Regions from separate parts of the Homo sapiens genome. Here region 1 is linked to region 2. The links are chromatin loops, found by intact Hi-C in ENCODE. Cell type or tissue: mammary epithelial cell. All regions are shown on one strand. Each heading gives the region's core, and the rest is flanking DNA. Links, peaks and the distances in the headings are about the cores only.

Region 1 (5,392 bases), core at 79-5,078, 150 kb before region 2:
AGGCATGAGATTTTTACATTTTGGCTTTCATAGCCAAAATGATGATGATAATGAATAATAATTGAAGTCCTGCATGTTGTGAGGTAGGCAAACTGCAGTGGTGGAGCCAAGTCAAGAGTGGAGAAGCTTCTGGGAGGACACGCTCTTTATGAAGGACCAAATCTTCACTTCCCCTATGCAGGAAAGGAGAAAACCTAAGTTCACTGAAACTATAAATATTCTTCCTTATATGTGGATAATTCTGAAATTACCTGAATGTATTAGTCAGGGTTTGCCTAAGAAACAGAACCAATAGAATGTGTATAGCTAGATACATGTCTTTATCTATCTATCTATCTTTCTATCTATCTATCTATCTATCTATCTATCTATCTATCTATCTATCTGGAAATTTTAAGGAATTGGTATACATTATAATGGAAGCTGGCAATTCCAGATTCTGCAGGGTCGGTGGCAGACTGGAGACCCAGGGAAGAGCTGATTTTGTTGCAGTTCAAGTATGAAGTTAATCTTCCAACAGAATCCTCTTTTCCTGGGAGTATAGTCTTTTTTTCTCTTAAGGCCTTCAACTGATTGGTTGAGGCCTACCCACATTATGGAGTGCAATTTGCTTGACTCAAGGTCTACTGATTTCAATATTAATCTCATCTAACAACCCCTTCACAGAAACATCTAGAATAATATTTGACCAAATATCTGGGTGCCATGGCCTAGCCAAGGTGCACATAAAATTAAACACCACACTGATATTTTTCCAAAATTTGTGAATTTATGTCTCAGTTTAATAAACTGGCCTTTGATATTGGGCACAAGAGGCGAATGGCCAAGGAAAAGCAAATGTGCTTTGCCACACTTTCTTCTAGATGCCTACTGATATATGGAGCAAGTCTAATAGATAATAGTGCCAAATGGGGCCAGCAGAAGAGAGGGAGGGAGGGAAAGATAATGCAGGCTGCCCACATGCCAGAGATTAGGAAAACAAGTTTTCTAATTTCCCTACAAGTTATAAAGCAGCTGGAGTCTGTCGTCTTCTAGCTAATACTGAAAAAAAGGCCTTTTGCCTCTAAAAGTACTTCAAATATATTTAAGATTCCAACTCTCTCCCTGTCTTTAGGGTAGTAATAAAGACTAAATAAGTAGTGTCTGAATCTATGGCAGATATCAATGAAATATCAAAAATCTTTGCATGCCCATGTAACCCAGATTTGTGACTTCTAAGAAAATGTATCTCTTTGCTAATCTCATTCATATCTGGTCTTCAAGAATATAACCTTGGAAGTTGACATTTGGATTTATAAACATAGTGTTCTGTTATGTCTAGAAATGCTGTCCCTACAGTTAGTTCTAAAGCCATCCAAATGTGGCTTATGTGAAACCAATCTCAGGGAGTGTAGTTTTAAGATGATGTACTCAGTCAGTCAGAGAAAATATGACTTGCTATATTTTGAAAGAGCTCAAATATTTTATAGTCCAAGGATAATTTCTCAGTCAGATGTTACATCAATCGTAAGGTATATCCGAGTAATTATCTTCCCATCTTCAAATCTACTTTTTGTGAAACTACCTCTTTTCCTCCGGCCAACAACCCCCAGCCTATAGGAGATCATAGGCTATGAATCCTGAGCTAGCAGTTATCCCCAAAAGTTAGCAATTTGGACCATGGCTAAGGTCTCTGTTCTTATATTTTCCAGGGCATGGCAGATGGGCTTGGCCATGAAAACTCCTTACCAGAGAACATGAGTCCGTGGCTCTAAAAACAACTACAACCCAAGTACAGACACAAAGAGCCTAGTATGAAGTCAGTTGCACAGACGCAGCCCTGGTATACAGTGGACTCACAGCCTCTTGTTTCTAATAATTTCCCAGAACACCCGTGTGGTAAGCTTTTTGGTGGAACTGATTATGATAATCTGGAGTGAAGTTTAGAGTTTGAGTAAGAAATGAAGTAGTGAATGAGCAATGGCAGCAGCAGCAAGTTCTGTGCTTCCCTCAGCTGATTTCCATTCATGGGACCTGTTATGTTAGGTAGACCCACTCTGGGGCTGCTTTCCATCATTCATGCCCTGTCACGCAGGCTGACACCAGATACTTTGATATGGTGAAGAAGGACCTATTTAGGTAAATGAAATTCCCAAAGGTTTATGAATATGGACTCTAGAAGGGGAGGAGATCTTGTCCCCAAATCTTTCATTTGCATATCCTGCTAAACTTACCTGTCATTAACAGTATTCTATCAATCCTGTTAATGTTGTAAATGTTTAGCGTTCTAAGGTATATATTGGTAAGTTCTGACAACACTGCTGTTCCATAGTAAATCTAACTGATTTAAAAGCAGGAGTCAGATAATGGAAACAGATCTGGAGGCAGGGTTTGAGGCCCTGCAAGTACATAAAAGAAACAATTAGGTATGTTTCTTGGCCTGATTTTCTAGGGACCAAGTAGGATAAAGTAACCATCGGGGGGGATGTACAGAATATCAAACTTCTTATCATAAAATATTGACTTACCAGCTGCAGTAAGGTGAAGCTTTCTTAGACATGGAATTCTTAGAATAGCCATATCTGGTCTCTTAATATCACCTATGAGCCATGTGTCATTCAGCACATTTATAACAGCATATGGCTAAGAACAAGGTCTGGGAACATGGTGCAGTGTCAAATACAGATACATCATTTACTAAAAGTTAATTCTACTGTGCTGAGAAAACATATTTAATGGGCAATATCTATGTCCAAAAACAACTACTGAATGACAGGCAAGCTTGATTGGAAAGACATAAGGCAGTACACAAAAGAAAAATTGTAAGGACACAAGCAAGAGACCTACAGTGGATGTGGTGTGGCTGTGGAATGCTTGGGGGAAAAAAATGAACGCATAATCAGTTTGAAGTAATTGCAGTAAGAGGAATGACTCATTTTGAGCAAGGACAGCCTTTGAAAGAAAAGGAGTCATAAACAGAGTTGGCAATGATTATTAACTTCCATTTGTATGCTGCACAACACATTCCAAAACACTTCCACATGTTTTATCTTAGTCGAATTGGAAAACAATCCTGAAAGTCAGAAAAAGCAGGTATTGTTCTCCCTGTTTTGTATGCAAGGAAAGGAATGCAGAGAGGTTAATTGACTGGCCGAGGTCACATTGCTAGTTAGAGAACCAGCAAGGAAGAGAACCTAGGTTTCCAGAATCTCAGTGTAATGTATTTTAACCACCCCTGGCTGCACACAGCAGTTTTGCTGAACAAAGAAATTCTTCACTTATGTACAGCTTAGAGAACCCTGGCGTTTTTATCCAGCCTCTTCCTATTAATAACAATGATGTCAATTTCACCCCTCTCCAGCTATGAAATCATATGACCCCAGAGGTCACTGGGTTCATCCACCATCACACAACGTTCACCAGCCCAAGATCAAATTAACCTTTTTGCATTACTACCAAAATGTTTACTCCTATTCACCTTAAGGCCAAACATACACTTCATAGACATGTATGATGCATAGAATTACTTAGCTTTACTTAGAAAAATAGAATCCTTGCTAAAGAACACATTCCAATTGCTTTACCTTGGTGGAGAGGAGACATAAGAAGAATATGAGGTAATTACAATGTCTATTATGACCTCAGGCTATAGGCCTTAAAACACCACCTTAAAAATACAAAAGGATAGTTGATGTTTATTTTCCGACCTAACTTGTAATTTGCTATATTCCATATATCTAAATCAAATTCCACTGCAATCAGAGCTAGAATTCCACAGCAATCAATGCCTGCAGTCAGGCTGGAAAAAAACAGTTGCATTTGGGTGTCTAATCACTACCTGTCAATACCTGCTGTTGAACAGGAGTGGGCTCCACTTTCAATTGTCAAACAATTGATTTTTCCAGGCGATGTGGATGAAGTGGACAAGAAAAGCTCCTGTGTTTTTATCCACGACCCTCCTGCTTGGAACAACTGAACCCCAAATCAAAATAATTTCACTCCACATCCTAATTATATCAGTTGTCAACATCTCTAGCATCAAAAATATCCCGTTTATTCCAGTTCAGTATGTCAAGCACAAGAAAATATAATCACAAGTGGGAGCGAAAAGAAACATGATGTGAATCGAGAGAGCTGTTTTGCATGAGGCAAAACTGCACTGTAGTTTGCATTCGAATCTATTTCAGCATTTGAAGATATGCAATTCTTCTCCTACAAGGGTATTATAATTGATTGTGTGATTTGTATAAATAAATGAGGCTTAAAAGAAAACCACATGACTTAAAGTTCTTTCACTAGTAAGAATATGTGTAATTTGTTCTCCAGTTGGAGACTTAGAATACTGCTGGAAAAACCTAAATTTGTTTAATGTTCTGCCTCTTTCCTCATTGGCTGCCTAATGTTTTTAATCTATTCAGTTCAGACCATTTCTGATTGATGGGCACCATCAGAATCTAGCTGCGGATACAGCTTCCCTGCAATCAATAGCAGTGGGACAAGTCTTCATGTTATATATAAGAATATTCACATAGTTCCTTTGCCATACTTTAGCAAGGCACATTTTCTTTTTCTTTATTAAGCAAAATCAATTCCATACACTTGTGTTTCAAAGTAAATGGCAAGACACTAATATAAGTACTGCAGAGAAAAAAGCAATACAAGATATGGCCTCTGATTAAAAAAAAAAGAAGTTGAGATTGACAAATTTTGAGCCCTTACCATCTGGGCTATGCCAAGTCTTTTAAATGTAAAGATGGATGTCCAACTCATTCTTGTAAATAAAAGGACTGGGACTTACAGAGATTGAATCATTTGCTAAAGGTCACTGAGAGAATGCATAGCACGTCTCTGGTTCCAAAAATTTTCCAGTGTTTTGTGCAACACATTACAGTCTCCCAAAACAGATCCTGTTGTCTCATGGAGAAATAAGACACAGAAGTGATATGTCACACAATTACAGTGCAAATGAGATATAGAAGGCCATTTCTTAGTAGTCATAAAGATACTAGTTACCGTGGTAACAATACTCTAGGAGCATAGTGATCCTGGAAATTATTTCAGGTGAAGATGTTTAAGAAGGCCTTTGGGGGAGTTAAGAGAATTAAACTACTTCTTAAAGAATGAGAGAATTTGAATGAGATGAGAATAATGAGCTCAGTATTGTGCCATAGGGGAACAGTATGAGCAAAAAACTCAACGGATGTTTAAAGCAATGTGCCCAAGTATTTCAGTAGGATGCAGGGCTTGATTTAAATGCCCTCTTCAATCTCAAAAATTTAACTAGTTAGAATATGGTAGACACTGGATAGGTACAGTGTAAGTCAGGCTCTCTTGCCTATTCAAAAATCTCTGCCTTAATGGCTACATGATTACTTGAAATTCTCATGAATATCAGCTTTCTTTCAATTTAATG
Region 2 (5,392 bases), core at 188-5,187:
TTGAAAATGTTTTTATAATGTTTATTTTCTATAAAAACATGAAAATGTTAAATAAACATATTTATAATTTGGCTTTATCAGAGTATACTAGGAAAACATTGATGTTCCAATTTAGGATACCAACCACATTTTCCTCTCTATGGGAGTAGCACGTTCCTTTCATATATATATATATATACACACACACACACACACACGCACACACACACGTGTATATATATACGTATTATATATATATTATATATATTTAACATATCTATATTTAAAGAGAGATGATGTGTCAGGGTTGTTCAGAGAAACAATAAGATGTAGAAAGAAATTTATTATAAGGAATTGACTCATATGATTATGCAGGCTGGCAAGTCCCAAGATCTGCTGGGTGAGTTAGAAAGCTGGAAACCCACAAGTGCCTATGGCTTAGTTTCAGTCCAAAGCAGGAAATAAGCTGATATCGCACTTTGAAGGCCTTCAGGTGTTACTAGGTAGAACTTATGCCATGTTGTTCTATTTAGGCCTTCAGCTGATTGAATGAGGTCCACCCACATTAGAAAGGGCAATCTCCTCTACTTAGTCTGCTGATTCAAATATTAAACACTCAGAATTATATTCGAATAAATACCTGGACATCCCATGGCTCAGACAAGTTGACACAGAAAACTTAACTGATACAATGTAAAAAACATTAATAAATTAGAAGCAGAGGATCTTAGTGCATCCTTGTTCTCTTTTCGAGGGTATCTCTCTCTGTGGAGGGTTGTTGTTGTGGTCGTTGCACCTTCACCAACACTTACTGCAGTGACATGCAGGGGTTGAAGGTGTGGATGCAGTGGCTGAGAGAATGTGGAATCACAAAAGCAGGGTTTGCCACTGAACTTTAAAGAACTAAAGTTTAGTTCTTTAAGAAGTACAGTAAAACTTACGTATCCTGAGGCTCATAGTCTTTCTTGCTGAATTAAATAGAGCAAAGTTTTGAGGCAGATTTTTTTATTGTATGTTTTTTTCTAAGTGATTCTGGTAATGAAAATATTACAGTTATAGGGCAAATAAACATTTAAACTGAAAACAAGCAGATGGGAAAGACCTCTACTTATTCTACCCCACGAGAGATTACTACTTATTCCCAAAGCTATGATCAACATGAAATATGGGATTGGAGAGACTCTTCCAATATAATTAGTGGTGCTCACAAAAGAATCACAACCTCCAAAAGAGAGAAATATAGATAATAATCATGAATTCATCATTTCTATTGATCTCTCATATAAGCAAAAAGGTTCTAATGTAATTTTCAAGGCATGATTCCACACGGCCATAGTATCTCTTTTTCACAAGCTTGAAGTATCAATTTCTAAAATGTTGAACACCCAAGGAACTGCATTAGCAGGAGTAGAAGAGTCCAGACCAGGGTTTGGCAAGCCACTGCTAGTAGGCTAGCCAGCTGTTTTTGTAAAAGAAGTTTTACTGGAACAGAACGATGCATTTTCTTATATTGGCTATGCTAGTTTCTCATGAAGACTGCAGTTGGATAGCTGCTATACAATCTGTATGGCCAACAAACTCAAAAATATTCACTCTCTGAGTCTTAAAAGGAAATGTGTTAGGGATGCAAATTATTAAACAAGTAATTTTTGAATGTTTACTATAAACTAGGTGCTAGAGATACAAAAATGGGGAAAGAAAAAGACAAAGATCCTTGACGTTTTAGAGCTTACCTTCCATGGTCAGCTCATATCTATCATTCCAAAAGTTCAATATCCCCCAACACCCCTCTTTTTGTTCAGCTTTACTGAGGTATAATTGACAAGTAGTAATTGTGTATATCTAAGATCTACAACTTGACCTTTTGATAAACATATACATTGTGAAATGATCCCACAATCGAGCAAATTAACATATCTGTCACTTGCACGGTTACTGTGTGTGTGTGTGTGTGTGGTGAGAACACTTCAGATCTAAGCATATGTCAAGTACACAATACTGTATTGTTAGCTACAGTCACCACTCTGTGTACATTAGATCTCCAGAGCTGATTCATCTTGCACAACTGAAACTTTGTACTCTTCGACAAACAGCTCCCCACTTCCCTTTCCGCCAGTCTTAGCAACCATTCTTCTACCCTGTTTCTATCCTTCCCCCCTTTTAAAAACATTTCAGTGATTTTAGTGTTGCTCTTGGTAACACAAAACTTCCCATCAGGCTGGACGCGGTGGCTCACGCCTGTAATCCCAGGACTTTGGGAGGCCGAGGCAGGTGGATCACCTGAGGTCAGTTTGAGACCACCCTGGCCAACATGGCGAAACCACACCTCTACTAAAAATACAAAAATTAGCTGGGCATGGTGGCCGGCCCCTGTAATCCCAGCTACTCGGGAGACAGGAGAATTGCTTGAACAGGGACTGGGAGGCGGAGGTTGCAGTGAGCCAAGACGGTGCCACTGCACTCCAACCTGGGTGACAGGGCTAGACTCCATCCTAAAACAAAAACAAAAACCTTCCCATCATGTGTTTTATTCCTCCTGTGAATTGGTTGCTACTCATGGAATCTTGTGAGACTTGAAAGCCTATAGCAGTGTTTTCTGAGAAATTTCTTTGTTAAGAAAAGAGAGACTAATCAGAGGTGTGATGTCAGCTTTACAACAAAAAAGACTTGTGCACCACCTAGAGGCCGAACTGGGCGTCGGGATTAATCAGTCCTCCATTGTTGACAGGGGAAATAATGGTGCTCAAAGGCCTGAAATGGAAGCTAATGGTCACACCCACTGCACGGTATGAGGAAGGATGATATAAGAGGATGTGCAAATATTATGAAGCACATCAACTGGTACAAGGCAAAAGAAGCAACAAGTATTTGCCTTAAAAAAGGTCAAATAATGCATTATATTCAGATATATTTAAACCTGAGGTAAATTCAGTCTTCTTTTCTGGCTTATCAAGATGCAAAACCCCCTGTATTATTCAGCACCTCCATCATTTTGCTGTATGATTGTTTCTGTTTCACTCTCCACTTGGAAACTGTGAGCTGCTTGGGATATCAGAGAAGTTTAAAAACTTCTCTGGTTTTCAAAGCAGTATTTGCGATGAAACCAGCACTCAAATATTTTTCTGAACCAAACAGAATAAACAGTGGCATTCCTGAAAAAGTAACTAACAGATGCTTAGTTGACTAGATATTTTCAAATGCTTTCAAATCTTATTTTATTGAAGGAATAAATAGGATTATTTTTCTTTTTTAAAAAAGATGTTATAAAAATGTTTTTATAAACCAAAAGTCTAGTTTTGTGTGCTATGTGGCTGCCCATTTGAAATAGCATTTGTCATTTGGAAATCCTGAAGGTCTTACAGATCTTAACCATTGTAATTATGTTATTTGTCTTGCAGTGTTTAGGCAATCAGTGATATAGTTGGTTTTGCACAACTTAGAGAAGCACAACTTTGTCATACTTGACTACCAAGATAACATTCAGTGAAGAAAGTTTTTCACTAAGGAAAATGACATGCCCCAGAGAGTGTGGAGGCTGTACTTCTTTCTTTCAGGTTAATGTGACCCATTAATATATTTCAGAGTTTCTGGTGCATTTAAAATTGGTTTATTAAATTCTTTTGCAAAGATAAAAAATCTTCCAAAGTGTCATAATCCATTTTAAGGGAAAATTCTGAAAATTAGAGCAAGGGAGCCCCCTTGTGGACTGACTCTGATGCCATGTACAATGAATTATCAGTTAAATCAATGATTTCATCAATATTTATGAGATAATTTTAATAGTAAAATAGCAATACAGTTGACCATTGAACAATGCAGGGATTGGGGTGCCACTCTTATGCAGTAAAAAATCTGTATATATCTTCTGAGTTCCCCAAAACTTAGAACTAATAGCCCACTGTTGACCAGAAGATTTACTGGTCAATTTAACAAATACATAGTCAATTTAACAAATAAACTAGTATCTACGTATATTTTATGCATTAATGACATACCTAACTTTCTCTTAATTTTCTGACTTTTTAGGTTATGCAGTTCATCTGCGTGTTTTCTCAAATTGTCACAAATCTCCAAAAAATTTCCAATATATTTATTGAAAAAACTGCATATAAGTGGACCCATGCTGATCAAACCCATGTTGTTCAAGGGTAATTTATCTTCAGATGAACTTTATCAGAAATGAATTACAAATTATATTTTATTTGCAATATATTTATATGAGTATACTCAATATAATACGAAGTAATTCCTAAAACCTGCCTGGATGAATCCTGAACTTGGAAAAAACAAACTGTCCTAGCCTTAAGTGATTACTCCAATAAAGCAGCCCAAAGGATTGATTCTAGAATCAATGGCTGCTCATTCAAGAACTCAAAAATATAGTTGGCATTGGAAACCAAATATGTTTCTTTGCACGATGCTGAGTTTAAGCAAAGGTAGGTGAATTTATTGATGACTATAGTTTGTTTAACAAAACCAGTTATTTAAAAATGCAACTGCTTATATTTCTATCCAGAAAGCTGCTCTAAAGGATACATAAAAAATATATTCCCTTATCTTAGTAAAACTTTTCTCATCTGGAAAGTTGAGAATGAAAGAAAAGAAATGTATAACTAGATTTATGAGCAGTGACACAGAAACAAATGCATTTCCTTTAGGCTAAGCTCCTCTATCTCACATCTCAGCTGCAGATCTTAAAAACAAACTTCTTTTAAAAGTCTGGTTTTATATTTCTTCATCTATCTATTTTCCCCATGTGCTATATTTGGACTGGAGAATAAAAATCAGTAAAAGTAAATAGTTACAAAAATTGTAGTTATTAAGTTATTAATTTTTTACATTTTAAGTACCAGTAAAAAATCGTTTTTTAACTTTTTTTGTTTTTTTATGACAGGGTTTGCTCTGTCACCCAGGCTGGAGTTCAGTGGCACAATCTTGGCTCACTGCATCCCCGACCTCCTGAAGCTCAAGCAGTCCTCCCACCTCAGCCTCTTGAGTAGCTGAGACCACAGGTGTCTGCCACTATGCTCAGCTAGTTTTTGCATTTTTTGTAGAGACCAGGTTTCACCATGTTACCCAGGCTGATCTTGAACTCCTGGGCTCAAGCAATCTGCCCACCTCACCCTTCCAAAATACTAGGATTACAGGCATGAGTTACCTCTTCCAGCTAGTAAACAATCTTTATACACACTTAAAAACAAGAGGCCTGCATGCTCTAGTAATAGTTTATAAATTTATTGAATTCTTATTGCATTGGAAAATTGCCCAGATGTTAGTGGGCAGAAATAGAATATATGATTTATTCCATTTGAATGCAACTCCCGATCTCTATTACAAACCTCCTTTGATATTTTATTTCCTCAGGAAACTGCACTAGCTTTCTGTGGGGTTTTATTTGAAACTTGTGATTGAC

The links. Hi-C counts contacts between places; a loop is a spot of excess contacts. Peaks named below come from ENCODE experiments on the same cell type or tissue, not always from the same donor. Only the 100,000 strongest peaks of a DNase experiment are listed, where the experiment ranks them.
Region 1: a loop joins it to region 2, with 2.5 times the contacts of the local background. A loop is called at or near these places in 3 of 110 quality-filtered maps.

What each region holds. Positions count from the first base shown.
Region 1 is chr13:90,714,660-90,720,051 of GRCh38, forward strand. No RefSeq gene overlaps it. Among named protein-coding and RNA genes, the nearest start is that of LINC00410, 210 kb to the right of the region's middle. In mammary epithelial cell, for the core only: no CTCF peak of the experiment used is centred there; a DNase peak (open chromatin) is centred at 3,002.
Region 2 is chr13:90,864,810-90,870,201 of GRCh38, forward strand. No RefSeq gene overlaps it. Among named protein-coding and RNA genes, the nearest start is that of LINC00410, 59 kb to the right of the region's middle. In mammary epithelial cell, for the core only: CTCF peaks have their summits at 2,657 (motif pointing left) and 3,683 (motif pointing left); a DNase peak (open chromatin) is centred at 2,672; H3K27me3 peaks cover 120 bases.